Regions from separate parts of the Homo sapiens genome. Here region 1 is linked to region 2. Evidence: read pairs that join two places in POLR2A ChIA-PET (ENCODE). Cell type or tissue: OCI-LY7. All regions are shown on one strand. Links, peaks and the distances in the headings refer to the core of each region. The heading gives the core; the rest is flanking DNA. Region 1 holds the start of LOC105370572 (a long non-coding RNA gene). Region 2 overlaps TMED10 (transmembrane p24 trafficking protein 10).

Evidence for each region. Peaks named below come from ENCODE experiments on the same cell type or tissue, not always from the same donor. Only the 100,000 strongest peaks of a DNase experiment are listed, where the experiment ranks them.
Region 1: POLR2A ChIA-PET joins it to region 2 with 5 read pairs; 5 of 35 experiments call an interaction of 5 or more read pairs at or near these places.

The regions. Positions count from the first base shown.
Region 1 is chr14:75,511,009-75,527,600 of GRCh38, reverse strand. It overlaps LOC105370572 (a long non-coding RNA gene), which reads right to left and starts at 11,755. Exons shown (of 3, transcript XR_944037.3): 1 at 11,616-11,755; 2 at 10,948-11,058; 3 at 7,827-10,210. BATF (basic leucine zipper ATF-like transcription factor) reads right to left here and starts at 5,132. Exons shown (of 3, transcript NM_006399.5): 1 at 4,856-5,132; 2 at 2,413-2,517. The coding sequence starts at 4,918. RefSeq lists enhancers at 4,835-5,164, 10,259-10,328, 12,414-12,979. In OCI-LY7, for the core only: CTCF peaks have their summits at 8,472 and 8,671 (motif pointing left); a DNase peak (open chromatin) is centred at 8,690.
Region 2 is chr14:75,136,685-75,153,276 of GRCh38, reverse strand. TMED10 (transmembrane p24 trafficking protein 10) reads left to right here. Exons shown (of 5, transcript NM_006827.6): 2 at 1,134-1,245; 3 at 5,540-5,613. Among named protein-coding and RNA genes, the nearest start is that of NEK9, 18 kb to the right of the region's middle. RefSeq lists an enhancer at 249-913 and silencers at 5,277-5,571, 5,517-5,811. In OCI-LY7, for the core only: no CTCF peak of the experiment used is centred there; a DNase peak (open chromatin) is centred at 14,576; H3K4me3 peaks cover 1,107 bases; H3K27ac peaks cover 1,200 bases.

The DNA.
Region 1 (16,592 bases), core at 7,262-9,761, 380 kb before region 2:
ATTCAGTGCTGAAAGCCTTGCCGCAGCAAAGAGACATCTGTGTCACCCTCATTAATACGTTCCCCAAGGGTTTGGATGAAGACCAGTGAGTTGAATTTACAGGGAGACAGGGGTGCAGCTTAACATAGGAAAGACTCTTCTGTTCATAAATTGGGAGAGAGGAAGATCTCCAGCCCTAGAAGTGACCAGGCATACAATGGGACCATTGGCTGGAGGTGTTGCAGAGAAGTCTGAAGCATCAAACTTATGTCTAAACTTTCTAGCCTTTAAGAAACCTTTCAACCCTGAGCTTCTGTGATTAAATATACACAAAATGTATATATGTTTTCATATATATATAAAATGTGTGTATAATTTGTGATTATCTTGCTTCTTATGATAATTATTATTACTCTTATTATACTTAAATTTTTGAGTATTTATGAATGACAGGCATTGTGTTGGGCTCTTTAAATGTACGATCTGTATAGGGTAGTTATTGTCATTTTCCATTTTCTAGATAAGGAAACCAAGCCCAAGGGAGGCCAAGAACGTCTCTGTCACACAGATAGTAGGCAGCAGGGCTGGGATTCAATCCCTGTTCTGACTGCTGAGCTGCCGAACTATACTTACATTCCACTTAAGAAAACAGGTACACACTTAAAAAGCTTACAGCAGTTTGCCAGTCTGAGGACATTGTCTACTTGTACACAAGGAAGATTTTATCCTTTTAAATTTTGATTGGTCTGTTTGCTTGCCCTAAAGAATAGTGAATCAGAATCAGACTCTGATAGAGAAAGAGGTAAGGATCATAGATGTTCAAGCTTAAGGTGGTAAACCAGAATGTGGGGACACAGTGAAATCATGGAGAACATACAAGCAGCAGGGCCACCAAAAACTTGACATTCAGACTGTTGAGCACAGTTAGTACAGACTTTCTGTTCATTCATTCTTTCCAAAAAGTTAACAAATAGCTGTGAATTTAATGTTAGTGTGCAATGGAGTGTAAGCTGAATACATTTCAAATAAAACCCAAGCACCCAATCAGAGCTGTTGGTGCAGTCTGCTCTGTTTCCTTGTAAAGCTGAAAGATGCATTATTTCCCCTAAAACTACATCTTACTTACTTATTCTTGATACGGTTAACACAGCCATTCTAACTGGCTGATTATCATGCTAATCTTCCAGATAAATACAAGCTTATTGATTTTTGGTGCCAATTGCACTTTTTCCATGGAAAGGAATTGCTAGGCTATTAGAGGTAAGGGAATGTTTCTGGAGCAAGGGCAGGAAGGTAGAGTTGCTAGGGAAGGGGATGAGGGGATGGAGAGAAAGGAACTAGTGAAGAGTTGGTTGAACAAGAACCATACTGGGGGCAGAGTGAAGAGAGGTAAGGTGGTAAGGTATGAGCAATGGGGAGGAAGCAGTACTTTATAAGGGGCACAGCCAGAACCTAGAAACACCATCTAGGGCCTTGGCCACTGGCGGAACTGCAGTTCAGCACTGCTCAAGGCCCCTGGACCACTCAAGACAGAGGTAAAAGCTTTCTCTAGAAAAATTTGGGACTAGAGGCAACTCAACTAGGATGGTGATCATCCCAGATAAGGGCACTTGAAATTGCATCTTTCATAGACCCCTTGGGATACCATTAAAGACAGAAATTTCAAAATAAGACTTTAATAATGCTCTGAAAAGAGGAATCTGGTACAGCGCCCTGTGAATTTCCTTGTGTCAAATGCAGGGGCATTTGGGTCTCTGCCAAGGGATGCGACTATGTGTGGTCCTTGCACTGCGAGACAATGGGCCGTCCCCAAAGCACTTGATACCTTCTAAATTCTTTCCCAATACAGCTCTGCCTTCTCCCACCCCTTGAGCCCTCCTGGGGTAGAAAGGCCCATTTCTCTGTTCAGCCTCCTGGCCCATTCCCTGCTACAGAGCCTTCTATTTTTTTTTTTTTTTTTTTGAGATGAAGTTTCACTCCTATCACCCAGGTTTGAATGCAATGGCGCGATCTCGGCTCACTGCAACCTCTGCCTGTTCAAGTGATTCTCCTGCCTCAGCCTCCCAAGTAGCTGGGACTACAGGCATGCACCACCATGCCTGGCTAATTTTTTGTATTTTTAGTAGAGACGAGGTTTCACCATGTTGGCCAGGCTGGTCTCGAACTCCTGACCTCAGGTGACCCACCCGCCTTGGCCTCCCAAAATGCTGGGATTACAGGTGTGAGCCACCACGCCCGGACTACAGAGCCTTCTTAAAGCACTCTCACGACAGCTTCCCTTCCCTACCTCACCCCACGGCCCTCACCCTCCACTAACCCACCCCACATACACATCCCCACACAAGCAGAATCAAAGCTATGGTCCAAGGGTTCCCAGATGGCGGAGGGCAAAGCCTAAAGCTCACGAGGATGAAGATTGATCTGAACACTTACCAGGTGCAGGGTGTCGGCCTTCTGTGTCTGCCTCTGTCGGCTCTTCTGGGCGGCAATACGATTTTTCTCCCTCCTCTGAACTCTTCTCACATCATCAGATGAGTCCTGGGAAGCAGAGACGGGGAGGATTACATGGGTCTGCATCTCCCTTCTGAGTGAAAGCAGGCTCTGGTGGTGTGTGGTATCCGTCCAGCCATCCTTCCATGCCTTCGTCTCTGCATGAACCCTCCATCCCTCTATTTACCAAAAGCCTGCACCCGAAGGAGAGCTCTTCTCCATGCCTGCTTACACATTCCCAGGTCTCTGACTTTTTTGACCAATAGCTACAGGAAAAAGAAAAGAGAACTTGAGGACTCAATAGAGCTGTATTTGGCCAAAAAAAAAAAAAATGGTTAAGGCGATGAAGTGTGTTTTATCACCTCTCCTCTGTAGGGCTGCTCCACCCTCGCCCTCTCACTTTTTGGCCTTTAGGCTCTTCTTGCTGTTCTTTTAGCTGTTTTCTTTTTTTCAGACTTTGTTGAGTGCCTACTATATGCCAACCTCTGGGCAAGTGTTCTTTCAGAAGTGCTCTTGTTTAATTCCCCAATGCTGTGAAGTTGATATCATCATTTCCATTTTATATGTGAGGAAACTGAGGCTCTAAGAGTGTGCCCAAGGACTCCTGGTCATCTGAGAGTGCTACATCTTCTGGTGCTGAGCCCAATGGCTTTCCAAGACCCTTCCCCGCTAGCTACTCTGCACCCCATGTGGTCTTCTGCTGCATTCCTGAGCTGAGGGTGCATCCCAGATCTGCCTCCTCTTTCCTTCCGTTGTGCTCAGCCACTGTGACATTCCCCATGGCCCCAGCACAATGCCTGGCACATCAATGCCAAAAAGAACGTTAATGGTGGAGGTGACCTGGCTGTGGTGGGCAGTAGATGGGTGCTTGGTAGGATAAGGGGATCTTTGGGTGTTCTCTAATTACACCCAGAGAGAGGCATGTCCTGTGCCTGGGCAGAGAGGTTAGCTCCAGTTCTCTCCCAGATGCTGCAGTGTAGGTGTAGGAGTCCTGGCAACTCATGCCCTGTTCCCTTCCACGTCTCCCACAGGCTAGAGGGGCACAGATCCAAGGGCAAAGCTCTGGGATCACTAAGTACTGGGCTCACCAACATGTCCAATACTTTCAGGCCTTTGTGGTAGGAGGTCATTGGCATAGATAGGAAGGAAGTGCTCTTCCTCTAAGGGGGATGGGGCACCAGGTTACCATGGAAGCCATGAGTAATTTCCTTCCTAAGAAAAGTACAAACTTCCAGGCAGTCAGAGCCACTCTGACACCATCTTGAGCAGCAGACTGGATTCTGTGCCTTCTAGAGGTCTCCACCCAGACTCATCCCAGCCTGCTGCTCCGTTATTAGAGGCTTAGGATATACGCCCTGTTCAATATTTATATACTTTTATTTTGGCTGCAGCATTTTGAAAACCCTTGTGGATATCTGTGCTAAGGAAAGAATGAAGTTTTTAAACTATGAAGGTTGAGAAAATTTTAACCCACGGATACATGTCGGATGAGAAAGAGGAGGGCTTCCTACAGCAAGGGATGTCAAGAGTGTGGTGCAGAACAAAACCCTAGAAGCTGTGAGATGGGCAGGGCACTCCTTTTTTGGTAATCCTCAAGCTAAAACCTTTGGACTTGGAAGTCACAATCTAGACTCCAAATGCTCCCACAATCCCTATCTCAGTCTCTCTGGTTTCCCCAGAGCTAAGATGAACTACCAGCAAATGTCTTCCAACAAATTTCCAGAGCCACCTCCTCATTCATTTCCTTGCTCCTATCCAGAAGCCACAAGCAAAGAGATATTGGCTGGACCTCTAGCATCTCCCCTTGCTGGCTGTGCTAGCAACAGAGGCAGTGCCCCAGTAGAGAGATCCTTCTATGCTAGCCTGGGTTTCTCCTCCTCCTCCTCCTTCTTCCTCTTCTTCTTCTTCTTTTTTTTTTTTTTTAACTTTTCCCTAACCCCTTTTCTCCCCTTCCCTATTGGCTGTCTCCTGGGAAACTGCATATCTAGGATTTGAGCTGTGCATGCCAGCGGCCCACTTGAAAACTCCTCTCACTTTTCTACAGCCTTGGAGAACAGTAGACTCTTTTCTCTGCATTCTTTGATGTTCATCCTCCTCTTTGCTTCCTAGAAAGCTTTTTAGGGTGGCAACCCCAGTGAGGCAGAGGTGATAGGCAGCCTTGGAAAATGGAGAGAAAAAGGGGCTTTGGCAGAATGGGTGGAAGGATGAGGATCTCTGCCAATATGCACAGCTTAGTAGCAAATTCCATGTCCTAAGTCTAACAGAGTGCCCGTGCAACGAGCCACTTCCTCCATCCTCAGCTCCCTGGGCAGGACAAGGAAGCCTGGCTCTCTTTCCATCCCCCAGGAGAATCAGAAGGTAGGAGAGAGAAAAAGGAGGACTCTACCTGTTTGCCAGGGGGAGGAGAGCGGCTGAAGCTGGAGTCACTGCTGTCGGAGCTGTGAGGCATGGCTGAAATCTTCCGGGCTCTCACACTCAGCCCCAGGCACCTCTGGGCTCTCTTGTCACCAGCTGGGCTCCCTTCCTGACTTCTCCTGGGCCACCAGCCCACCACCCCCTACAGGTGCCTCCTCTGCCTGCCCTGTAGCCACCTCTGACCCCTGCGTCCTCCTCACTCTGGGGTGCAGAGGGACTGCTCCCCAAAGGGACATGTCGCTCGCTTTGGGGCTTGCACGCTCTCTCTCTCTCTTGTGGTTTCTGGTAACTCACGCTGGAAGTCACATGGGCGGAAACTTCAGCGAGTTAGAAGTTAGAGAGAAAAATACATATCTGGGAAAAGACCTACAGAATTATGTGAAAGAAAAAAAAATACAGATACCTTCCGACAGTTTGAAAGACACAGCAGCCCTCTTCAATTGATGAAGATAAAAGAGAAAAACAGCCCAGGCAGGGAAAAACCCCAGCCAGAATTAGCAAGTCCGTCTTCTGTCAACATGGGCAGAGAGGAGAGGACAACCAGGAAAATGTTTCCATTGTCATACGACTTGATTTTTAAACCAAAATAAAGCAAAAACACTGGGATTTCTTTCTGGTTTTCAGCCGAAAGCAGCTGCTCACCCATCTTGTCTTTCCTCACCCCTTAAGTCCAGCCAGCCTCGGGGTGGTCTGGAGATAAGACGATCCAAGGGTATTCTCCTTTCCTGACCATCAAACACAAGGGCTGTGGGAGATCAGAAAGCCACAAGGGAGGTTCTAGAATTGCTGCTCTGAAAGCCTATTAAGCGCCTGTGCTGCTTGGCAGGGAGCTCACACTCTTTAGAGAAAAGATGCCTTCCATATTGAGCAGCTCAAGACAGGCCCTGAATCTTTATGATTCAAGGTCACCTGGTCAGAACCCAGAATGCAGAAACAGTTAAAAAAAAAAAAGAAAGAAAGAAAGAAAGAAAAAGTGAAACAAATACTACACTTGGAGTCAGACCAACCAAGATTTAAATTCTGGTTCTACCACTTTGTATGTCTGTGGCCCTGGGTAGCTCACTTGAGCTATGTGACCTTCATTATCTTCATCTGTAAACAGAGGATGATAAAACCTGCCCTGCCTACCTCTTAGGAATGTGGCACAAAGCAAATGACAACGCGGATTAGAATGCCCCGCAGACTCTGAAGTAAATGACCGAGAGGGTAAGTGTAGGGTATTCCCAGCCTTGCCATGAGCGCATTTGTAGGGTTCTCAGTGATCAATTCAACCCTCACCTGGGCATCGTGGCTTTTTCAAAAGGCCTTACCTTATTCCCAGTATGGCTCGAAGCCAAACATTTGCCTTATTAAATTTTAGGATTGACAGGAAGTTACGGCTCCTAGAGGATTTTTGTATCCATGAGCTGAATTTCTAGACTAAGACAATATTGCCCTAAGGTTAAATTAAGTAAGACAAAATTCCTTTCCTATGGAGGAAAATAAAGCAGGGTTGGAGGTTAGGGAATTCTGGGTGGTCAGAAGGGCCTTGCCCAAAGAGGGGATACCTGAGCAGAGATTCGAAGAAAGAGAGGGAGTGAATGGTGAGTGTCTCAGGGAAGGACATTCCAGGACCTGAGGTGGAAGTGTGCTTGAGTATTGGAAAAAGAGCAGGGGGGCCAGGTAGTTGGATATCAGAGGCAGCAAAAGTGGCAGGCGATGAGGTCAGTGAGGTAATGGCCCGGTCAGGGAGGGCCTTAGAGGCCAACATCAGGATTTTAGCTTTCATTCTGAAAGACACAGTGAGCCCATGGAGGGTTTCCCCTTCCACCTTCATTCTTATCCTCTACCTCAGCTACTATTCATTTCTCCCATAGCAGTTACCCAATTTTATACTTATTTTATTCGTTTACTGATTTATCTTTTTCCTGTTTCCCTCAATAGAATGTTAAAACCATTTACACCTTTATTAATATATTCAACAAACGTTCATGGTGCATCTACCATGTGCCAGGCACTAAGTACTGAGGATACAGTTAGTAAAAAGAAGCTTGACTTTTTGTCTAAATGAGATAGTCTATCAGTGTTCGCTGCCCAAAAAACTACCAGAAACTTCGATGACTCAAGCCATTTATTTGGCTCATGAGTCTGTGGGTCATCTGAAAGGTTCTTTGGGGATAGGCTGGGCTAGGCTGATCTCGGCTAGGCTCGGTCATGTGTCCTCAGACAGCTGGTAGGTTGGCTGATAATTGACTGGTCTGGCCTGGCTTTGCCTTGGGCATTTCTCCTCCACATGGTCTCTCATCCACCAACAGGCTGGTCGGAGCATGTTTATTTGATAGTGGCAGGATTCCAAGAGTAGGAGCAGAAGCATTCGAAGCCCCATGGAACCCAGGCTCAGAGCTAGCACAGAACTCAGAACCTGCCACATTCTATTGGCCGAGGAGAGTCACAAGGCCAGTTCAGACTCAATGAGTTGAGAAACAGACTTCACTTCTCGATAGGAAAAATTTAACTAATTGTGGCAATTTCTACAATCTCCTACAGATGAGAAGCCATTGGAGGTGTCAGAGCAGAGGAGTGACATGATCTGACTTAGGTTTTTAGAGGATCTCTCTGGACACAGTTGAGATTTTACGATAGGGGAGCAAAGTGGAAGCAGGGAGATGAGTCAGGATTTCAGTATTGGATTACTGCAACCATCCAAACAAAAGATGCTGGCAGCATAGGCCAGTTAGACAGTGATGAAAGTGGTGAGAAGTGGGCCCTGTAAAAACCAAAGTCTGTGTTTCTCTTGTTTATAGTCATATGCTCAGTACCTAACAGATGCCGAGTAAATGGTTTTCAAACGAATGAATGCATAAGTGAATTCACTTTGCTCTTCATTTATGGCACTTATGACCTGCATTATCCTAGTGTATTGAAAGCCCTTTCAGGACAATAATAGTCATATTTATGTTTCATTCGGTTTAAATTAACATTTATTTATCACCTATTACAGAGCAGAATTCTTAAATATGAATAAGACAGAGACTCTGCTCTCACAGAAAAAAGAAAACATAGTCAAATAACCAAACAGGTTATTATAAATGTTACAAGCGTTCTAAGTATTACAGCGTATGGATGAAGTTCTTAGCTCTTTGAACATCCTATCATTCAACAAGTAAACACTTGTTGAATGAATGATTGCTTGATTCTGTCATTCCCAATCAATGTACTGATTTAATATTTAACAGAGACTAATGAGAGAAATGCAAAATTAGTTTTTACATAAAAAGACGGGTCTTATTTAATAGTATTAATTATACATTATTTTTAAATATTTAAGATTAAAAAATAATAAACACTTATGTAGCCACCATTAAGCTGAAGAAATAAATTATGAATAGAGCCGAAGCTTCCTTCATCCCTTTCTAATTCCGCTTCCTCCCCACCCCAGGTAACCCATTATCCAGATGTGGGGTTTATCATTCTTATGCATTTTTCTATACTTGAACCAAACCTGTATGTATGCCTAAGCAATATATAATATTGTCCTGCAGGATTTTAAACTTTTTACCTTGCTAATATTTTTTATTTGATTTTCAGCATTGTATCTGAATGGTAATGGCAAGGTTTGGGATATACACATCCCACTGATGTTATCCTGGAGAACTCCAGGAAGCTACCAAGTAACAGTTATAATAAAACTGGCATGCGCTCAGTGAACATCAGCCTAAAGCCTAAAGATAGTATTAAGGTAGTGGTTGCTGGATACTACAAACCCTTATGCTGACAGCTGGCTGATATAGGGCCTGGTACAAACTAGAAAACAGCGCCACCTCTAGGTAGGCAACCTCATACCAAAGCGTATGGCCTGGCAAGCCCTCACTTGACCTCTCAGGTTGGAGCCCTTGAACAGTGAACAACCTGCACAACTATACCTAGCATCCTTGCCATATGCTACTTACTGTGTACCGGGAATAGTATATGAATTGGCTCCATTTAATTCTCATGACAGTCACAGGAGGTAAGCACCGTTTCCCCACCTCACCCCATTTTATGTATGTGGAATATTGAGGCACAAGGAGATTAGGTAACATTCCCAAGATCATACAGCTAGAAAAGTCACTGGAGCTAGGACTCAAACTCAGGCAATTTGGTTCAATGCTTATAAGCACCATGCTCTACCACATCTCATTTTAATCTTCCCCAGGATTCCACAGAGCAGGTATCATAATTAGATTCTAAAATTTATATGCAATTAAGGCACAGAGAGTTCGATCATTTGCCCAAGGTCACACAGTTAGCAAGTGACAGAGTTGGGAGCAGTCTAACGTATTCAAACAGTAGACAACTGCCAAGATGCTACTCAGCTCCAGGCTGTCATTAGAAGAATGCCAAGAAATAACCATACCTCCAAACCTCCTGCCCTTAGATTACTTTATTAGGCTTGGAACCCTTGTAATTGCTGTAATAATTACTAGGAACTTGGATATAGCTGTTTTACTTGGTATAAACTTTCTGGAAACACGTTCAGGAAAAAATTCAAAAGACCACTCCAGTTTGAAATAATGAAGGGTGGGGGAATGTGGGGCGGGGAGGGTCACATGCATTAAAATGCCTTAATTGCCCTAAATTTTTAAAAGAAATATAGTTGGAATACTTTGGGATAAAAGACTCCTCAAAACACTCTGTGCATTTATGGCATTTTAAGAATAAAGGTAGGCTGGGTGCAGTGGCTCATGCCTGTAATCCCAGCACTTTGGGAGGCCAAGGCAGGCAGATCACTTGAGGTCAGGAGTTTGAGACCAGCCTGGCCAACATGGTGAAACCCTGTCTCTACTAAATATACAAAATAATTAGCTGGACATGGTGGCGCACTCCTGTAGTCCCAGCTACCCGGGAAGCTGAGGCATGAGAATTGCTTGAACCAGGGAGGCGCAGATTGCAATGAGCGGAGATTGCCCCACTGCACTCCAGCCTGGGTGACACAGCAAGACTCTGTCTCCAAGAAAAAAAAAAAAAAAGAGTAAATGTAGAGCCTCCTGTTTCAGCTATCTATTGCTACACAATGAGTTACCCTAAACAACTTTAAACAATAAGCATCTATTATCTCACACAGTTTTTGAGAGGCAGGAATCTAGGAACACCTTGGCTGAGTGGTTCTGGCTCAGGATCTCTCATGAGGCTGCAGCCAAGTTATCAGCTGAGGCTCTGGTCATCTGAAGACTTGATTGGGACTGGAAGATTCATTTACAAGATGGCTCCCTCATATGGATGTTGGCAAGACATCTCAGTTCCTCCTCACATGAGTCTCCCCACGGGGCTGCCTGAGTGTCCTCCCCATGACATGGCAACTGGCTCCCTGGAGAGTGAACAACAAGAGAGAGAAATAAAGAAAGAGAGAGAGACAGAGAGAGAGAGAGAGAGAGAGAGAGAGAGAGAGAGGAGTTGCAGTGTCTTTTATGACCTAGTCCTCCATCTTTGTTCTACTCTTGGGGCCGGGTGGCATGGCTCATGCCTGTAATTCTAGCACTGTGGGAGGCCGAGGCAGGAGGATTGCTTGAGTCCAGGAGTTTGAGACCAGCCTGGGCAACATGGTGAGACCTTGTCTCTACAAAAAATTAGCTGGGCAGAGCTGAGGTGGAAGAATCACTTAAGCCCAGGAGGCGGAGGTTGCAGTGATTTGAGACTGAGCCACTGCACTCCAGCCTGGGCAACAGGCTGACCTAAAAGAAAAAAGTAGAATGGAGCACTGAGTCCAGCCCACACTTGAGGGGAGGCAAATGAGTCTCTACCTCTTAGAGGGAGGAGTATTAAATAAAGAATTTATGGACTTAAAATCACCATATTCCCCAACTGATTTCTGAGGAGACATTTAGCTGGATGTAAGCAATATGATATGAGGTCGAGGGGGAGTTGAGAGGCAGCATTCTGGTCCTAGCTTTGCCCCCAATTGACTCTGAGATTGTAGGAAGGTCTCCTTCCCTCTCTGGGCCACTGTTTCCCCAGGTGTAAATTTGGTGGGAGGGAATGGCAGAGAGGAAGAATGCTAGAGTCCACTTTGTGAATCTCAGTTTGGCAGAAGGAGGAAAACCCTACCTTGTTCTTTCATGGTTCTATTTCCTCTGGTTGAGAGCAACAGACCCTGCAGCCAGCCCGGTCTAGAAGATATCAGCAAGAGACTTCACCTCTCTATGCCTCTTTCCATACCTAGAAAACGGGAGGATATCACACCACCAATATCATAGGGTCGTTATAAGGATCAAATGAGTTAATGTTTGTAAAGTTCTTAGAATAGTCTCTGGTACATGGGCAATACAATATGAGTTTTTAACTTAAAAAAAAAAAACCTTATACTGCTCTAATTAAATATGGCCAGCACAGAGTCCTGCAGCAAGCTGCTTTCATGAGTAGATTGAAATGATGTCTAATTAGGGGTGACACAGCTGACAACCCATGTAGCGTGGGTTCCCACCATTCAGCACAGCCCCTACTCCCTGCCGTGCCAAGCAAATAACCTTTTAGTTGCTGGATCTTGGGGAGGTGGGAAGGGGGTTGGTGCCAAAGGAGGGGAAGGAGGGAGGAAGGAAACTCCAAGGATTTAGGGAAGCAGCTACTTGTCAACCTCTATTTCAGCGTTTTAATACCAGTGCCTATTGGATCATCCTTGTTCAAAATCAGCAGCAGGATATACTGCACATAAATGGGTTCTTAAGGTAATTGAAAACATATTTTTTAAAAGTGCAACAAACCTGCTATATCCTTACCAGTTCAGTCCCCCTGTTCCTTTGCTATTCTCAGTGCCAGGACAAATAGAAACTTCAGTCCAACGCCTGGTGAATCTGCCCACTTCAAAGACTTCGAGATCTAATTGCCTGCTATTTTACAAGAGCAGAGATGCTCTGGCCCAATCGTTAAGGAAACGAGAGCAGAAGAACCACGCAGAGCAGAAGCCTCCTGGGAGTCTGTGGTGTGGCCCCCCTGGCCAGGCTCACTGCAGAACGGAGCACTTCTCCTTCGTGAGAATCATTTCAGAAGTCAGGCTTCCTTCCCTGGAAGGAGATGCAAAATCTCCCAAGGCCAGAAAGAAGATGGGAAATTCTAGCTTGGGACTTAGCCTCAGATATTCCAGTGTAGGTGGCCTGGTGCGGGCCTGAGCGTGGGCGTCTTTTAAAAGCCCCCAACTGGCTCTGACACAGCGATTTGATGGAGGAGAAATCCTGCAGCGATTTCTCCAGTAGGGGGCAGTTTGTGGCCTCAGGGTCCAGCTGGGCTTCTGGGCCAAGAGGAGTAGACACAGCGGGCCCTCTTTCGTCTCCGTTCTTTCTTTCTCACCTGCCTGGGGGCAGAAAGGAGCCGGGCTCCCTTGGCCTCATTAGCACCAACGGACTCCCGCTCTCTGAGGTTAACCAGCCCCGAATCTGTTCTCATCATCCGCCTTGAGCTCGCACTTGATCTTTTTGGGTTAACCCCCCAGTTCAAGTCATCAATGCATGCCAAGCAAGAGCTTGTGAAATGCAGGAAGTGTGAGCCGGTGCCCTCGGCGGCTGCCCGGGGCCGCTGGCGGTCTGGGTCTTTCGGGGCCACAGTGGGTTGCTTTCCCTCTGCAAGGCAGTTTCACTTTCCTAGAGCGCTGGCCCTGCATTCCCCAACAGCCCATCATCTAGTTATTAAAGATGAAACCCAGGGAGAAGAAAGGAGAATCTCCTGAGAGTACATGCAAATGTCCCCAGGCCCCCAGGGGCCCCACGCAGAGGGGGCTTGAGGCTGGGGGTGGGCGGAGGCCTTCGGTCTGTGTCGCCTGCCCCACCAGACCAGAATTCCCAGGTTATCCCCACTCCCCTGATCCACTGATACTAAACTCACTCTTTTTTTAATTTTTTCTGAGTTCCATCTGAGCGCCCCTTTGAGGGCTGACAGTCGCCTTTAAAGGAGTTGGCTGCCACTATTTAGTTATTTGAGCTAAAATAATAAAAATCCCCTAGCCGCTTTAATGTTTTTTTGGTGGAAAAAGCACACATGGTACATCTTCACTGCTCAGAAGATGGCTAAAGGGGATTTTTCTCAAAGTTTCCCAAACAAGTAGGGAAAACATTTACCTGAGGGCGGAGCCCTCCAGTAAGGGGGCCAGAGTGGGTGGCCAGGTGATGAAGGGGAAATCCCGCGGCGGAGTGGCCTACAGTCCAGCCCTCTCAGGCTTTGCAGCCTTGGAGGAAGCCTCTTAGGAGGGGTGTGGCTGCGCTTCATAAGGCCAGCCCCAGAGGGTTAGAACACATTTCCTCAACTGTGGCACTCTTGACATTTGGGGCGGATAATTCTTTGTGGCGGTGGGCCATCCTGTGCATTGTAAGATGTTTAGCAGCTTCTCTGGTCTCCACCCACTAGTTGCTGGTAGAACCCCAAGTTGTGAAAATAAAAAAATGTCTCTAGAATTGCCAGATGTTCTACGGGGAGGAGAAGCTAAATCGCCCCAGGTGAGAGCCACTGGGTTAAAGAACATGCATCCAAAGCTCCTGTTCTCTTGGTCAGTCTGGGCCTGGTGGCTGCCTTATAAACCCCCTTGAAGCTCAGGAAATTTCCGGATAGATGCACTTTGCACCACGCAGCTTCTGGGTCCCCAGGTTGTTGACCTACTTCAACCTGTGGGTATGGCCATGCTGATAGCACATCCAGCCAGCCACTGGCAGCAGCCGGAGTGGGCATCAGAGCTGCTTCCTGCAGGGCCTCCTCTTCCTGCACCTTTCAGACAGTAGGAAAGGGAGTGAGGCCTCTCAAAGGTTGAGAGAGAGGCCACTCCATTTTTCAGTTTCCCATCAGATTAAAAATGAAGATATATCAAAATAAGGTTAACAAAAAATATGGTATGTTTTAAAAGTAATGTACTTATACTACAACCAGAAAATGATGGAATTTATATGAGTATTTAATTCCTGGGTCTCTGGAGGTGGTAGCATCAATAAATGGAAAGTAACTCAAAAGCTGGGTAAATCTCCTCATCTCTCAGGCCCGGCTAAATATCTCAGGCTGGATATACGGCCTCACTGGAGTTAAGTGCTTTGAAAATGTGAGGCCTGAACCAAATGACTTTTCAGCATCCTTCCCTCACTCACTCAACCCTGACAGCATACAGAGAGAGACATGGTCAAGGAGGAAAGCAGGAACACGAAAACGGCCTCTTAGCTTTGGGTTTCAATATGAAATCCAATGTTCTGGCTCTGTCGCTTCATAACTCTGTGATCTTGGACAATCACTTAAAACTCTGTGCCTCAGTTTCCTCATCTATATAATGGTGCCACCTCATACCACTGAATGTATTTAAATTGCTTAGTGCAATGATTAGTGCCTAGTAAGCATACAGTGCCTATTAGCTATTACTGCCGTAATATTTGTTTTATGTAACCCATATAAAACTGGGATTATCCAAGTAGAGTCTCATCCAATAGAAATATTGAAAAAAAGAGAGTAAGACCGGATGGGGTGGTGCACACCTATGATCCCAGCACTTTGTGAGGCTGAGTCAGGAGGATCACTTGAGCTTAGGAGTTCAAGACCACCTCTAAAAACAATTTAAAAAATAGCTGGATGTGGTGGTGCACACCTGTAGTCCCAGTTACTCTGGAGGCTGAGGTGGGGGGATTGCTTGAACCTGGGACATCAAGGCTGCAGTGAGCTGTTATCATGCTGCTGCACTCTCTCTTGTCTGGGCAACAAGAGAGACCCTGTCTCAAAAAAAAAAAAAAAAAAAGAAAAGGGAAAAAGGGAATAACATCACATACCAACTTTCTATAAAAATCCTTTTTCTAGACAGGCACCGTGGCTCATGCCTGTAATCCCAGCACTTGGGGAGGCTGAGGTGGGTGGATCACCTGAGGTCAGGAGTTCAAGCCCAGCCTGGTCAACATGGTGAAACCCCGTCTCTACTAAAAATACAAAAATTAGCCGGGCATGGTGGCGGGTGCCTGTAATTCCAGCTACTAGGAAGGCTGAGGCAGGGGAATCACTTGAACCTGGGAGGCTGAAGTTTCAGTGAGCTGAGACTGCACCATTGTACTCCAGCCTGGACAGCAAGAGCAAAACTCTGTCTCAAAAAAAAAAAAAAAAATCAAAAAATCCTCTTTCTACAGTTTCCCTCGAAAGTCACCCTTCTCATGCCTTCTGTGCCTGTCTACCCCTTCCCTTCTGAGGCTTTCTCTGTTACTGCTCCCAAATCTCACAGCCCTGTTACCTTTATTCCTACTTTGCTGAGCAACTCAAGTCTCTACCTCCCAACCAAGCATTCTCTGTTCTTCAGCTGGACATCTCCAGGCCAGGGTTAGTGTCTCCTACCTTTCCCACACCTGCATCTCCACCCTCTCCTGCTCCACAGGGTAAAGGTTCTATAGCTACAAGGCCCAAACAAAGATGCCTCCTCCAGGGGCAATTTGTTATCTGTTCACCTGTTGCTGGACAATGGCATTGTTTCCAGGTTTTGATTGTTCTGAATAAAGTGACTGAATATTCATGTCAAGTCTTTTGGGGGACATATGCTTTCACTTTTTGGGGGTGTATACCTAGAAGGGACTTCTTACAACCTTGCAATATTTATTTGTTAGTTTGAGTTGCTTTTGTGTAGATTCCTTAGGATTTTCTTAGATGATTATGTTGTTTGTGAATAAAGACTGTTTTACTTTTTCCTTTCCAACCTATCTGCCTCTTTTTTTTGGTGTGTGTGTGACAGGTTCTCACTGTGTTCCCCAGGCACTGGAGCACAGTGGTGGAATCATAGCTCACTGCAGCCTCAAGCTCCCAGGCTCAAGCGATCCTCTTACTTCAGCCTCCAGAGTAGCTAGGACTACAGGTGCCTGCCTCTAGGCCCAGCTAATTTTTAAAATAATGTTTTGTAAATATGTAGTCTCTCTGTGTTGCCCAGGCTGGTCTTGAACTCCTGGCCTCAAGTGACCCTCCCACCTTGGCCTCCCAAAGTGCTGGGATTACAGGTATAAGCTACTGCACCCAGACACATTTGCCTTTTTGTAGAGTTTAATGTTGAATAAAGGTTTTGAGAATACACATCCTTGCCTTGTTCCTGATATTAAGAGATAAGCATTCAGTCTCTTACCACTAAATATAATGTAAGCTATAGGTTTTTTTTGTAGATGCTCTTTTGTCAGGTTAAGGAAATTCCCTTTTATTTCTAATGTGTTGGGACCCTTTATCCTGAATATGTGCTGAATTTTGTCATTTAACAAAATAACAAAGGCCTTTTCTGAGTCTATTGATATAATTTTATAGTTTTTCTCCTTTATTCTATTATTATGATGAATTATAGTAACTGATTTTTGAATGTTAAACCAACCTTGCATTCCTGGAATGCACTCTACTTGTTCATACTTCTTTAGTGTATTTTAAAATTGAGATACAATTCACAAACCATGAAATTTAACTTTTTAAAGTACACAATTCAGTGTACAGAGTTTCACAGAGTTGTGAAACCATTACCACTATCTAATTTTAGAATATTTTTATCACCCTAAAAAAACCCCTCTGTTCCTGTTAGCAATTATTCCCCATTCCTCTCCCCCTCAGCTCTTGGAAAGCAGTAATATACTTTCTGTCTCTGAATTTGCCCATTCTGGCTATTTTACATAAATAGAATAATGTAATATGTGGCCTTTTGTGACTGGCTTCTTTTATTTAACATGATGCTTTTAAGGCTCATCGTGTTGTAGCATGTATCAGTACTCCATTCCTTTCAATGGCCCAAT
Region 2 (16,592 bases), core at 13,629-16,128:
TTTGAGACAGAGTCTTGCTCTGTCACCCAGGCTGCAGTGACACGGCAAGCTTCCCAGTACCTGGGACTATAGGTGCGCACCACCATGCCTGGCTAATTTTTGTATTTTTTGTAGAGATGAGGTTTCGCCATGTTGGTCTTGAACACTTTTTTTTTGAGACAGAATCTCACTCTGTCATCTGGGCTGGAGTGCAGTGGCGCAATCTTGGCTCACTGCAACCTCCGCCTCCCAGGTTCAAGCGATTCTCCTGCCTCAGCCTCCTGAGTAGCTGGGACTACAGGCATATGCCACTGCGCCCAGCTGATTTTGGTATTTTTAGTAGAGACGAGGTTTCTCCATGTTGGTTGGCCAGGATGGTCTTGATCTCTTGACCTCGTGATCCATCCGCCTCGGCCTCCCAAAGTGCTGGGATTACAGGCGTGAGCCACCGCGCCCAGCCAGGTCTTGAACTCTTGAGCTCAAGTGATCCTCCTGCCTTGGCGTTCCAAAGTTTGGGATTACAGGCGTGAGCCACCATGCCTGGCCAGAAACTTCTTTTTTGTTTCCTGTGTTTTGTTCCCACTCTACCTGGCCGTTGACATAATTAACATGAAATTTGCAGGAATAGATCTCCTGGATTGTCTTCTCTATGTATGCTTTTCTTCCTGCTGTCCTTGTATTGTGTGTCCTAATTTTATTCTCCACCCACACCCCTTCCCCATCAAATTTGTTTTATAGAATAAATGTGTTTTTATATATCTTTGTCCCTCTTGTATAATCTTTTGATAATTGTCTACTTTCATTTTTGTGACATGTTCCTCTATGCGGAATGATACTAGTGAGTTTTTGCCAATAAATCCAATGTATGTAACTTGGAGCATTAGCTAGATTAACTTTTTGGTATGGTAAGACATCCTATAGCAGCAACAGATTTTAGCCCACAGTGTGATTAGGCTATTTGAATGGATGAAATTTGCTGTATTTGGATTTAATCTTCTAATCCAGTTTTTGTCTTTGGGGATGGTTGGAACATAGTCATCATAATGAGAACTATCAATTGTCTTTCATAGATAGTGTCTCTATCTTCCCAGTTTCTGTAAGTTCTCTTCCTGAGTGTTATTTGCTGCCTATTCTTACTACTTTTCTTATTTTAGATCACAGATTCTGCTGGCCATATTCTCTACTCCAAAGAGGATGCAACCAAGGGGAAATTTGCCTTTACCACTGAAGATTATGACATGTTTGAAGTGTGTTTTGAGAGCAAGGGTGAGTAATCAAGAGTGTTTCTCTGGATTAAGAATCTTCTCCAACTCTAATGCTCCTTAATACAGTCAGCACTTAATATCTAGTTTCATTTGTATTCTTTATTTATTCTGATTTGGAGACCTGTTACCTTGTAGTCTTTGGAGCACCTTTTAAAAGGTCGACTACATGGAATAAAAGATTGAATAGGTGGAACAGAGAGAATTTTTAGGGCAGTAAAAATATTCTGTATGATACTGTAATAGTGGATACATGTCATTATATGGTTGTCCGAACATTACATTTGGAATGTACACCAAGAGTGAATCCTAATGTAAACTGTGGACTTTGGTAGATAGTGATGTGTCCATGTAGGTTCATCATTTGTAATGAATGTACCACTCTGGTGGGAAATGGTGATAATGGGGGAGGCTATGCATATGTAAGAGGAAGGGGGATATGGGAAATCTTTGTGCCTTCCTCTCAGTTTTGTTGTGAACCTAAAACTGCTCTAACAAAGTGAAGTCTTAAAAAAAAGGCTGGGCATGGTGGCTCATGCCTGTAATCCCAGCACTTTGGGAGGCCAAGGCAGGCAGATCACTGAAGGTTAGGAGTTTGAGACCAGCCTGGCCAACATGGTGAAACCCTGTCTCTACTAAAAATACAAAATTAGCTGGGCATGGTGGCTCGTGCCTGTAACCCTAGCTGCTCAGGAGGCTGAGGCAGGAGAATCACTTAAACCCAGGAGGTGGAGGTTGCAGTGAGCAAGATTGTGTCACTGCACTCCAGCCTGGGTGACAGAGTGAGACTCCATCTCAAAAAAATAAACAACAACAACAACAAAAAAAACTGGCCGGGCGCAGTGACTCACGCTTGTAATCCCAGCAGTTGGGAGGCCGAGGCGGGCGGATCACCTGAGGCCAGGAGTTTGAGACCAGCCTGGCCAACATGGCGAAACCCCATCTCTACTAAAAATACAAAAATTAGCCAGATGTGGTGGTGGCACATGCCTGTAATCCCAGCTACTCGGGAGGCTGAGGCAGGAGAATTGTTTGAACCCAGGAGGCAGAGATTGCAGTGAGCCAAGATCGTACCACTGCACTGCAGCCTGGGTGACAGAGCGAGACTCTGTCTCAAAACAAACAAAAAGGATTGTCTGTTTGCCAGGCAAATGCAGAGAGAAAAATTATGAAGGGTCCTTTTACAAAGGAGACTCTTTAGGGCTATGATGTCAGCTAAGAGGATAGGCTGACAGTTCTATGCAAGAGACTGTATAGTCTGGACTCGACCATTCTGAGAAATGGTGGTTAGGTGATTTCGTTGTGCAAATATTAAGTGTACTTACACAAACCTAGATGTTATAGCCTACTACCCACCTCGGCTATATGGTATAGCCTACTACTGCTCCTAGGCTACAAAGCTGTAAAGCATGTGACTGTACTGAATACTGTAGGCAGTTAGAACACAATGCTATTTGTGTATCTAAACATAGAAAAGATATAGTAAAAATACAGTATTATAATAATCTTATGGGACCACCTTCATATATGCAGTCTGTCCTCGACTGAACTGTCTTCATGTAGTGCATGACTGTACTGTGCTGTGACAATCAGGGAGGTAGTTGGAAGACCTTGTAAGAAAGAAGATATCCTGATCATTTGGACCAGGTGGGGCTGTGAACTGCTTAAGTTTCACAACTTTTTCAATGAGGAAGTACATCTTCCATGGACAATGTCGTAATCAGGATTACACATTGGATTTGGGAGAACAGAACACTCTGGGTGCCACATTTTGTTTTGTTTTGTTTGAAGACTTGTTGTTTTCATGCTCAGAAGACACATGTGACTTGTCTTACTTTGTTCTCAGTCTTACCCTGTGCAGTCTTATTTATATTTCTCTTGCTTTCGAGTTAATCTTTCCAGTCTATCCAAAAGAAGTCCTTTTTTTGTGTGTGTGTGAAACAAGAGTCTTGCTCTGTCACCCAGGCTGGAGTGCAGTGGTGCGATCTTGGCTCACTGCAACTTTACCGGGTTCAAGTGATTCTCATGCCTCAGCCTCCGGAGTAGCTGGAACTACAGGCACGCACCACTGCGCCTGGCTAATTTGTGTATTTTTAGTAGAGACGGGTTTCATCATGTTGGCCAAGCTGGTCTCGAACTCGAACCTCAAGAGATCCACCTGCCTTGGCCTCCCAAAGTGCTGGGATTACAGGCATGAGCCACCGTGCCCATCCCAAAAGAAGTTCTTTACTGTCTTTCAAGCATGCCATACTCCGATTTTAATATCTGAGCCTTTGCTCATGCTTTGCCGTCTGCCTAGAGTACTTTGCCTAAGTCCTGCCTTTAGGTGTTCCCTTTTTAGTGAAGTCTGTCCACAACTACAATCTTCTCTCCTCTTCCCTTTGCTCCATATTGGAATTGTCTGAACCAGTTCCTTTGGCTTAAACTTTTACAGTGCTTTGCATTTTCACCATAGTTGTTTTGTGTATATGTCTTAGATCCCAATTGAATTATTTGAAGGCAGGGATTGTATCCTGGCTTAGTCCATTTTGTGCTGCTATAACAGAACATCGCAGAGTGGGTATAAACAGTAGAAATTTGTTTGGTTCATGGTTCTGGAGTCTGGAAAGTCCAAGATCAAGGGGCCACATCTGGTGAGGGCCTTTTTGCTGTGTCACAATAACATGGCAGAAGGTATCACATGGCAAGAGAATGCACAGGAGAGCAAGAAGGGGCTGAACTCACTTTTATAACAAACCTACTTCTATGATAATGACATTAAATCTATTGATGAGGGCAGAGCCCCATGACCTAGTCAATTCTTAAAGGTCCTACTTCTCCGCCAGGCACAGTGGCTCATGCCTATAATCCCAGCACTTTGGGAGGCTGAGGCAGGAGGATCGCTTGAGCCCAGGAGTTCCAGATCAGCCTGGACAGTATAGCGAGACCCTGTCTCTACAAAAAATACAAAAATTACCTGGGTGTGGTGGCTCACGCCTGTAGTCCCAGCTACTTGAAAGACTGAAGTGGGAGGATTGCTTGAGCCCAGGAGTTCGAGGCTACAGTGAGCCATGATGGTGCGTGCCACTGCACTCCAGCTTGGAAGACAAGAGTAAGAACCTGTCTCAAAAAATTTTTTTTAATTAAATAAATAAAATTAAAGGTTTTACCTCTCAACACTGTTGCATTGGGGATTAAGTTTCCAACACATGAACTTTGAGAGGGGCACATCGAAGCCGTAGCATATCTCTTTAAAATCTCCAGCACAGTTTTAGTACTTAGTGAGTTTTCAATGAGTAGTTATTGAATTGACTTCAGTTCATTTCAGAAAACTTCCAGTGTCTCTCAGGCATCAGAGGGTACAGTACCATTCAGTGTGGCTTATGGTTTCAGGAACCCCAGTGCTTCAGTGGCACTGTTTCCCACAACTTCTAATTTCATGCAGGCAGTTGTAAATTTTATAACTAGGTGAATTCCAGGGGATTGGGGCTGAACAGTTTTCTGGGGCTCCTTGGGTCTTTTCCTTTCTCCTACTTGATGATTTAAGATTAGAATGCTTCTTTGATCCAGCTGAATCAGATTGACTCTTCTAACATGAACTCTATTATAAGAAGCATCCCTGAGATTTGAACACTTAAAGTTGTTTTTTTTTTTTCCTTGAGCTGTTGTAACTCTTTTAAGGGCTTAGTGGGAATAGCTCTATGACATTGTACTCCTACTGAACTAGGCCATACATTGATCAAAATGTTTGAATTAAAGTGGAATATTAGATAAAACTTATGTTCTTTTCAGTACTCAGATTTATATTAAGTAAATCCAAGCTTAGCACATATCCAATAATCCTAATTCATCATGGCCTTCCCTCAAAATTTGACAGGGCAACCTTTTCAGATGTGGAAATACACATTTTCAGCCGAAGTTGTTGCCTACTATCTCTTGATTTATATGCCACTCAATTTCACACTGTTTTGATTTTTGAGTTTTATTTCCCAATTCAATAAGCCTGTGTGGTTTCCCTTCTGTTCTGTTCCTCTGTAGTACCAGTTGCAGTATCTTGTGTCCTTGCCTGCTCAGAGATGTTTGCCAGCAGCATGTTCTTGTTGCTTTCCGGCACCCCACACAGATAGAGGCTTTGTCTGGAATGTTTGTGATTTTAGCCAGAGCCAGGAATTTTCTGCAACTGAGCAGGGGGAGGAGTTGTGGCTGTTTCCCTCTATTGAGAGGGTAGGGGTTCTGTAGAGGGAGGGCGGGCGGGTGGGTGGGTAATTTCCCAGAATTTTAAGTATTTCACACAATGATTCCTTTGATTTCTTTCTCAGGAACAGGGCGGATACCTGACCAACTCGTGATCCTAGACATGAAGCATGGAGTGGAGGCGAAAAATTACGAAGAGGTATGTCCTGCTCTAACAGCCAGAGGAGGCAGCAGTGTGCTATGCTGTGAGGTTTCTGTGACCTCGGCAGGCCAACAGGCTGTGCTTTGCCCAAAGGGCTGTGGTTTCTTAGCAGTCTTGTGACAGCCAGCCATGATCTTACTGATACAAAAAGTGGTATTAACAGCCTTAGCCGGGCGCGGTGGCTCACTCCTGTAATCCCAGCACTTTGGGAGGCCAAGGCGGGTGGATCGCCTGAGGTCAGGAGTTCGATACCAGCCTGGTCAACATGGTGACACCAAGTTTCTACTAAAAATACAAAAATTAGCCAGGAGTGGTGGCGTGCGCCTGTAATCCCAGCTAGTCTACTCGGGAGGCTGAGGCAGGAGAATTGCTGGAACCTGGGGGGCAGAGGCTGCAGTGAGCCGAGATCGTGCCACTGCACTCCAGCCTGGGCGACAGGGCAAGGCTCCATCTCAAAAAAAAAAAAAAAAAAAAACAGCCTTGAAGAATAATTCTGGCTGTGCTGTCAGCCAAAGACTGAACAAACTGTCCCACAGAATGTTGGTTTGATAAAACACTGAAGCATATGGCATTAGTTCTCTTGAACTGTGTGTGTGTAGAGAGAGATATTTTAAATTTTTTAAAGCTGGAATTCAGTTATTTGTTAATGCCCAAGGTTAAGAAAAGTGATTTGTTTTTAATTCCTAAGACTTTTTCCCCAAGACCAACAGTTGTATATCTATCTATCTATCTATCTATCTATCTATCTATCTGGGGCATGGATTCAGTGCTGTTTAGTCTTGAACAACTGTTTTGTGTTTGGGAAATAACAATAGTCAAAGATAGTTTTTAGTTAAAATAATTTCAAACTTTCAAGGAAGAGGGCAGGATGGAGGAAAAAGCTGCAAGAGACTAGGAATGGTGATAATAGAAATTTGATGCTGATAAGAAGTTATTTATTATAGACTAATAAAAACTGACACTTATTTGGGTGACAGGGAGATGGAGGTGTACACAGAATGAGGAGAAGGACAACAGCCTTTTTCATCTCTGCGAGACTTGGGGGCAGCACAAAAGGGTTCTTCAAATGAAGGGCACCTTTGAAAAACCACAAGAACTATTTAAGACTAGATAATTGATCTTTACAGAAAGATAAGAGTATTTTTACCCAACAAAACAGTACGTAAGGGCATGAAGGAGGAGTGGGGTACAGGAAATAGAATGGGCTTTTGAAGAATGCAAACTAAGTAAATGAAGGAAAATTGGTTTAAGTGATTTAGGAAAATTGTCTAGGAATAGTGGAACAGAAGTTGCTCTCTCTTTGGACAGCACTTTGGAAGGGAAATATCCTAAAATGGAAGAAGATTGGAAATGACTGGTTAATTCTGCAACAGGAAGTAGTACAACAGTTGCAGCTCTTTCCTTGTTCAAATCCTCAATTGAATGAAACTAGGTAGCGTTATTTAGAGGCAGTAAATAGGAGCAAGTGATACAGTTGTGAATGGGAGACAGTTTCCGGTAGAGAATTTTCAATTGTTTGTTTCTGTTTCCAGGCTAGTTTAATTTAAATAAATAAAACAAGAAGACCTCTTTATTTGATGAACTTGAGTAAATTGAAAAATTTTTTTAAACCTTCATGATTCAGAAGAATCTTAATTATATTTAAATAAGATTATGTTAAAGTGCTTTTATAAGATATAAAACACTAGGGAGAATGTTCTCATTATTATAAGGTAGAAGAATAGGTAAAATGATTTCCAGTTTGTGGTTACTGCTTCTGTTCCCGAACTGTGGACCATTCTCAGTTGAATTTGTACTCTGTGGAATTTTACCTATTGTAATCTTTTTCTCCAACATGATGCCTGTCATTAAGGGTATTTATTTATTTATTTATTGAGATGGAGTCTCGCTTGGTTGCCCAGGCTGGAGTGCAGTGGCGGGATCTCTGCTCACTGCAAGCTCCGCCTCCCGGGTTCACGCCATTCTCCTGCCTCAGCCTCCCGAGTAGCTGGGACTACAGGCACCCATCACCACGCCCAGCTAATTTTTTGTATTTTTAGTAGAGACGGGGTTTCACCATGTTAGCCAGGATGGTCTCGATCTCCTGACCTCGTGATCTGCCTGTCTTGGCCTCCCAAAGTGCTGGCGGATTACATGCGTGAGGCACCGCGCCCAGCCCAAGGGTATTTATTAAATAACAACACATCAATGCCCTATTAGACAGTAGACATAGCTAGTTCCCCTCAAAAACAGATGACATTATTGTGGGTTTATATAAAGAATGCTTTGGACACAGCTGTCGTATAGCATTTTAGAACCCCTATACCTCCTGGAATTTCCATCATCCTTGGACTTTATAGACATTAGGAAAGGGGCTTTATCTTTCCTGACCTTTTGCTTAACCCAAGAGGGGAATCCCTAGCCCAAAGAAAACCACGGTGCTTCCTTTGCCTGCTTCCTGCTTCAGACGTCTGACATGTCCTAAGCCTGCCTTTACGCATGTAGTTACAACACAGCTCCAAGGTTCTGCTTCTTAACCAAGAAACTCCTCCCCACTACTTTCTTTAACATCTATCCCCACCCTCCTGCCCTTCACCCCTGCTCCCCAGCAGCAGACCAGATTGATGTAGAGGAGGAATGGCTATGACACAGTCCGAAGACCAGCCCTTTCTTCAGTCTGCAGCAAGGCTGCCTTGAACCTTGCTTAGAAATGGCTGTTAGCTGGCAGGGCACGGTGGCTCACACCTGTAATCCCAGCACTTTGGGAGGCCAAGGTGGGTGGATCACCCAAGGTCAGGAGTTGGAGACCAGCCTGGCCAACCTGGCGAAAACCCCATCTCTACTAAAAATACAAAAATTAGCCGGGCATGGTGGCGGGTACCTGTAGTCCCAACTACTCGGGAGGCTGAAGCAAGAGAATCACTTGAACGATTTAATTTCAGGCCCTTGAGATAATGGAGAGGCTTTATCTCCAGAGGATTTGGAATCTTTGGCATCAGCATTAAGATTCGGGAATGTGGCATACTTCTTTAATTTTCATGTCCAACACATCTCTCCCTCATATCTGTGGACTCATAATTCTGAAATCCCATGTGGTCCTGTAAGATTGAATAGTAATTGTACCACACTACCTACCTAAATTGTTATTAATTAATCCATGTGAAATTGCTATGTAACACAATACAAATGTAAGATGATATTATTTGGAAGACAGAATGCTTGTCATACTGTGAAGAAGCATTAAGTCTTGTTGTTTGAATTCTTTAAAGAGAAAGAATGCCTTTGTCCTCGGAAATAAAGCACTTTTGATTTTGATTTCTTGCATTTTATTTTATGAACCTCTGACCACTGTCTCACTTCTGCCCTTCAGAGGGTGTATCTTTGTAGATTCAGGATGTGAACCGAGCCACTTCTTTTTAGTTTGTCATCTGTGAACTAGAGCAGTTGTTTGTAGGGACTTACTGTCTGTGCAGTTGGGAGAATGCAGGCAATTACTGTCCGACAAAGAAGGAGCTATCTGACACATCTTCTAACTCCTGGGCTGTGTGTCCCACGAGTAAAATACCGCTTTGCCTAGGCGATTCTATTTGTCTGTCATTTGCTATCAATCTATATTCCAAAAACACAGCTGCCCTGGTTGGAGCAACAGCTGAAGACTTTCCAAAAGTTCTGTTTCTCTGAGTGCTCTCAGGAAGGAGGAACTCTGATTCCATGTACTAGATCCAAAGTCCTTTTTTTTTTTTTTTTTGAGACAGAGTATCACTCAGTTATTCAGGCTGTAGTGCAGTGGCGTGATCTTAGCTCACTGCAACCTCTGCCTCCCGGGTTCAAACAATTATTCTGCCTCAGCCTCCCGAGTAGCTGGGATTACAAGTGTGCACCACCACACCCAGCTAATTTTTGTATTTTTAGTAGAGACAGGGTTTCACCATGTAGGCCAGGCTGGTCTCCAACTCCTGACCTCAAGTGATCTGGCCACCTCGGCCTCCCAAAGTGCTGGGATTACAGGCATGAGCCACTGTGCCAGCTCTGTTATGTTTATCTTGCTTGTGTTAGACTAGATGGTCTTCACATTTATTGCTGTGCTCCTGGAGTTGGTGGGGGCTGTGGTGGGAGGCATGGAGGCAGCAAACTACTTTGACTGAATTTGTCTTGTCACAAGAAGCTTCTCTCTTGGATCTTGATGCTCCACCAAGGAAAAGAATTTAGAGATTCCCTAGAGGTTAGATTAACACCTCTGTTTTAAGAAGCAGTTTTTTCAGAGAATTAATACCTTTTCTTGGTACAGTTACATATAACTCTGTGAACTCTTTAGATTCAAATCTTCATTATAATGGAAGATTTGGATATGGTTTTAGAAGAGTTTAATTTTACTGGTATTTTGGAGGTGTTATACAGAAAAAGGCTTTGTAACTTGTAGCTTTTCCAAACAGTACCTACCATGACCAGTAAGAATGATGTTAATAGATATGGTGGTAGAGAAGGCTTTCTCCTAGGCGGCGGGCCTCATGAAAATAGATGCAGGCTGGGCGCGGTGGCTCACACCTGTAATCCCAGCACTTTGGAAGGCTGAGGCAGGTGGATCACCTGAGGTCAGGAGTTCAAGACCAACTTGGCCAACATGGTGAAACCCTGTCTCTACTAAAAATACAAAAATTAGCTGGGTGTGGTGGCAGGCGCCTGTAATCCCAGCTACTCGGGAAGCTGAGGCAGGAGAATCATTTGAACCTGGGAGGCAGAGGTTGCAGTGAGCCAAGATCGTGCCACTGCACTCCAGCATGGGTGACAAAGCAAAACTCTATCTCAAAAAAATAAAAAAAAGAAAGAAAAAAAATCAATGCAGAGTGCTTTTAGTATACAAGAAACACTTGCTTCAGGGGACCAGCAGCACTTAGCTACTTTGAGAAAGTTGGCTTCTTTGAAGAAGGCATAGAGTGGGCAGAACAGGTCAATTACAAGTGTTTACCAAGTCTCAGGTCTTTACGACTATATAAACTATAAATCATTTTAATTTCCTTGAGTTCAGGAGCCAAACTAGTGTGGAGGGACAGGATAAAAATAAAACAATTTGTGAATATGACAATATATGATTGAGTGTTAACTGTGTGACACAGTATGTGTTGTAGGGCTTCAGGGAAGACAGTGTGGACAAGAGTGGTTGAAGGAGGCTTTCAAGGAGGCTTGAAAGATAGGTCAGATTTGGGTACAGAGAGCATAAATGCTTTTGGAAGTCAGGGATTCTGTTCTCGAATTTTACAGCAGAGTTTGGCAGTTTAAATGCTGTGATCACCCTGGGTAGGGAGTTAAGAGACCATGGTACTGTTAATTTTGGTTGGACACCCAAAGGGCTGAGTAACTTTATGGAATCTTTAGTTTCCTCATTTGAAAAATGAGGGACTCACTGCAAAATGAAGCACCTTGTAACTATAACATCCTTTGATTATTTAACAACTACATGCAGCTTGCCAGGGGGATATCACCCCCTATTGGAGAACCTGTGGTGCACATTGTCTTACAGACTTGGCAAAACATACCTCATGCTTCCAGTGATGAAGGAGAGTAGAATAGAATACCAGCCTGCCTTCATGAAACATGTATAATTTGGCATTTTTACAGATACTCTGAACAGTTCAATCAACTGCTTACAAGAGCAGAACAACAGAAAGTGGGAATTTTGATATTGAGGATTTTTTAGCTTTTTGTACTGTGATATAAAGCCTCAATGCTATGTATTGAATGCTTAGTCCAGAGCAAGTAAAGAGCGTCTTCTTGAGAATACTTACCATGATTTGTTTTAAAATTTTACTCTGTTGCCCTGCAAAAATAATAGCAATGGGAAACCCAGGAAGTTTATTAGTCAAACTTTATTAGTCAAGCAAACAGGACAACTTATATAGATCCTTGTGGCCTAATATAGCTTGTTCATTTCACCTTTGATTCAGGAAAAACTTAGTATACTCATCTGGTTTTCTTTATTAAATTTCTAGTACTTACAGAATAAACTCACATAGACTTGGATTCTAATGCCAACTGCACCAAGCTGTGATACTTTGGGCAAATTATTTAATACCTCAGAGCCTTAGTTTCCTCATCTGCAAAACTTAAGGATAAAAATATTCACCTTATAGGGTTACGAGGATTAAATGAGATTACAAAATATACTACATTGTGAGCATATATGAATGGCTCTGATTCATTATACTACCTTTTTCATCCCCTTCCCTAATTTAGTCTCAGCCTAACTTTTGAGCCTTTTATTTGCTATTATCCCCTACCCTCCCCAAGCACAAGTGTGTGGCAGTTATGTGTGTACATGCACACATACCCTATAGTCTAGTTTCTAGCACACCAGACTACTTATGTCTAGACTATTCGTAGTTGCTAAACATGCCTGCACTTTACTCCCTCCGTGTTTTGGTTTACAGGTTCCCCTCAGCCTTGAATGCCCTCTCAAAAGTCCTGCCCAACTTGTGAGACCCAGCTCACCCACTTCCTGTTAAGCTTCACTTTGTCCTCCCAACTAGAACTGTTTTTAATGTGTATTTTTTGTTATAGAAGTTACTACATAAAGCCATATATTATGGTTATAACTTACTATATAAGCTGTGAGAGCTTAAGATCATAACTTACCTTGGTACCTTGCACATAATAAGAACTCAGAAAAAAACGTTAAGGCCTTAAAATGTTTAAAAAAAATCAAGAAACTTTTTTATATTTGTTTTAAGCTGGTAATAAAAGTCTATTGTTATATATTCTTGCAATAAAGTTTTTTTTTCTTTATTATTATTACTACTTTGTAATAGAGATGGGGTCTTGCTGTGTTGCCCAGCCTGGTCTCCAGCAATCCACCTGCCTTGGCTTCCCAAAGTGCTGGTATTACTGGCATGAGCCACTGTGCCCTGCCTGCAGTGAAGGTTTTTTGTTTTTTGTTTTAAACCACTGACTACTACTACTACTTCTTCATTTATTTATTTTTTTGAGACAGAGTCCACCCAGCCCAGGCTGGAGTGCAGCGGTGCCATCTCAGCTCACTGCAACCTCTGCCTCCCAGGTTCAAAGGATTCTCGTGCCTCAGCCTCCTGAGTAGCTGGGACTACAGGCATGCGCCACCATGCCCAGCTAATTTTTGTAATTTTAATAAAGACTGGGTTTCACCATGTTGGCCAGGCTGGTCTCAAACTCCTGGTCTCAAGTGATCCATCCGCTTCAGCCTCCCAAAGTGCTGAGATTACAGGCGTGAGCCACCACACCTGGCTAATTTTTTTCTTTTGTAAAAATAAACAGGCCAGGCCCAGTGGCTCACGCCTGTAATCCCAGCACTTTGGGAGGCCGAGGAGGGCGGATCATGAGGTCACAAGTTCGAGACCAGCCTGACCAACATGGTGAAACCCTGTCTCTACTAAAAATACAAAAATTAGCTGGGCGTGGTGGCACGTGCCTGTAATCCCAGCTACTTGGGAGGCTGAGGCAGGAGAATCTGGGTGACAGAGCAAGAGTCCATCTCAAAAAGAATAAACAACAGAAATTTATTTCTCATAGTTCTGGAGTCTAGGAAGTTCAAGATCAGGGTGCCAGTGTGGTCAGGTTCTGGTGAGGGTCCTCTTCTGAATGCATACTGCCTCCTCACTGTGTTCTCACATGGAGGAAGGCGGAATTACTTTCCTTAATAGCATTTAATTGTTAAGTCCGTCAGATTTTGGTGGTTTGAAAAGATCTTTGTTCTTTGATTTCCTCCAAATATTATTTGGATTTCTAGGTTTAGATTCAACATAGAAATATATCCATGATTGTTGTTTTTTACTATTGAGTATCCATGGTGTACTAGGTGTTTGGAATGGCAAGCTAGATTTCAGTACTGTTTTAGTCTCTTGAGATTTCTTTAAGATTTCTAGATTTTAAATTAGTATCATGAGTGAAGGTACTTATTAGGCAAAAATGGCTTCTAGGAAATGAGACCAAAATGAGACCTTCATCCCACTAATGAAGGTCTGAAAATAATTTTCTGGATGAAAGATGGGATTCAATAGATTTTTTTTTTTTTTTTTTGAGTCGGAGTCTCAGTTTGTCTCCCAGGATGGAGTATAGTGGCATGATCTTGGCTCACTGCAGCCTTGACCTCCCAGGCTCAAGTGATCCTCCTGCCTCAGCCTCTCGAAGTATTGGGATAACAGGTGTGAGCCACCACGCTTGGCCTCAGCAGAGATTTTGTTGAGGAAATAAAATCAACTTTGAAGATAGGAATTTGACTGTTTGGTTATGAATAGAGGTGTAGAGTCTGAAGTAGCACCTGTACTAGAAAAGGGGTTGGGAATTGAATGATTAACTAAACAATGTGGAATACTAGCTGTGTGGAATGCTGTGCAGCAGTTAAGAATAAGATGAATTGATAAGCACTGACATTTTTGGAAAGATCTTACTAAATGGAAAAAAGCTATAGAACAATGTGTGTAGTATGCCATTTATAAATAGATTTTAAGTTATATTTTTCTGTGTACATTTACATACAAAAGCATAGTGTCTCAGAAGAAAAGGTGTGGAAAGATAATACATCAAGTTTATAAGCATCTTTACCTCTGGAAAGCAATGTGGGAATTGAGGAACCATGAAGGTAGACTTTTGGTTTATATTCTCTTTGCTTCTGGATAGTTTAAATTTTTAGCCAAAGAATATATTTATGTGTTGGTTGTACAACTAAAAAATAAGTTTTATTACTGGAAAGGGATTGGGAACAGCTTGTGGGGGGCTGTAATCTACAAAAGCCATCTTCAGTACCAGGTTTAATTCCATCATTGTTTTTCGGGTTTTAGGTCTCTGGACTATTGTCCTTTAACAACAACAACAACAAAAATAAAAAAAAAAAAAAAAAAAAGAAGCAAAGGCTGTGGGATTCAGTAGGCTTTAAAGTAATTTTTTTTTTAATATCATTTTCAGCTGGCAGAGGCACAGCCATAGTTTCACTTCCAGTTTCTTTTGCAAGTTTCTATTTAGGGAACTTTAAATAATTTATCTCTAAGAAGTATCATGCCATTTCCTTTATACTGTCTCATTTAGGAAGCTCTGAGTGGGGAAGTATAGAGCAGGAGGGAAGATGTTAGACTAAGGTTCAGCTTGTATAGCTCCTGTATTTTTCTTGAGGAATTTTTTTTTGTTCTGCAGCTCTATATGAGATCAATGAACAGATATATATTCTGGGTTAATGACAAAACCTGGCATTTGGCCATTCACTTAGGAAAGTTAGCTCTGTGCATTAACTATTGGTTAAATCTTACACCCAGAAGCTGTTCTGCAGTTACCAGTCACACCGTTAACTCTAGCCAACATTTTACAAACGCAAGAAAATGTGCTTCTGGTGAGAGAAAACTGTAGGTGTATCATCGCAAGTCTATCACCATATTTTTATGGACCTTAAATATAAACTCAATTTTTACATCCCAATTTTAACAGCAGTTTGTTTTATTTTAAATAACTTTTGTTCATCACACATTTAGTGAAGAATATAATAAGAAAACATAAAATAAATGCCTCCTATTCATCCCTTGTTAACTGCTGTTAACATTTCACAAAGAAAAGGACAAGGACAATGAATTGAACAAAGGAGAGAAAAAAAAGTGGGCCATAGGGAATGTACAGTAAATAGGGAGTAAAGAAGCAGATATATAAACAGAATTATTAAGGCCAGGTGCAGTGGCTCACGCCTGTAATCCCAGCACTTTGGGAGGTCGAGGTGGATGGATCACCTGAGGTTAGGAGTTCAAGACCAGCCTGGCCAACGTGGTGAAATCTCATCTCTACTGAACATATAAAAATTAGCTGGGTGGGGTGGCACACACCTGTAATCCCAGCTACTCAGGAGGCTGAGGTGGGAGGATTTTTTTGAACCTGGGAGGCAGAGGTTGCAGTGAGCCAAGATCATACCACTGTACTCCAGCCTGGGCAACAGAGTGAGACTCCATCCTTAAAAAAAAAAAAAAAAGAAAGAAAGAAACAGAATTTTTTTTTTTTTTTTTGAGATGGAGTCTCGCTCTGTCACCCATCCTGGAGTGCAGTGGCACAATCTCAACTCACTGCAAGCTCCGCCTCCTGGGTTCACGCCATTCTCCTGCCGCAGCCTCCCGAGTAGCTGGGACTACAGGCGCCCGCCACCACGCCCAGCTATTTTTTTTTTTTATTTTTAGTAGAGACGGGGTTTCACCGTGTTAGCCAGGATGGTCTCGATCTCCTGACCTCGTGTTCCACCCACCTCGGCCTCCCAAAGTGCTGGGATTACAGGTGTGAGCCACCACACCCGGCCAGAAACAGAATTATTAAAGAATTCTCTATGTGGAAACTTTAAGAGCAACTGGTATGTAAAAGTTTTAAGATCTGGAAAGCTGGCCGGGCATGGTGGATCACGCCTGTAATCTCAGCACTTTGGGAGGCCGAGGCAGGTGGATCACGAGGTCAAGAGATCGAGACCATCCTGACCAACATGGTGAAACCCCATCTCGACTAAAAATACAAAAAATTAGCTGGGTGTGGTGGCGCACGCCTGTAGTCCCAGCTACTTAGGAGGCTGAGGCAGGAGAATCACTTGAACCCAGGAGGCAGAGGTTGCAGTGAGCCAAAACCACACCACTGCACTCTAGCCTGGCAAGAGTGAGACTCCATCTCCAAAAAAAAAAAAAAAGATCTGGAAAGCTCTGGTGGTGTATCTCATTTTAAAGCAAAGCATAATCTAAGACTGATAAGAAAAAAACAATAATGACATCTTTGCTGGTGTGACAGATGCCTCTAGTTATTAGATACTCTTAAGAGTTTTCTTAGGGGTCTAACTTGAGAGCAGAAGACAGTTAATTTCTTTCTCACATCCTTCATTCCTCAGCATACAGGGAATTCCTTGAAGATTTCTTTTGATAACTGGCTGTGTCATTCTAAAAGAAAAAAATACATAAAAAATTCAGTGCAGTTTTCTCACATCTGAGCTCTGATATTAAACCTTAAAGTTGTTGTAGGATTTA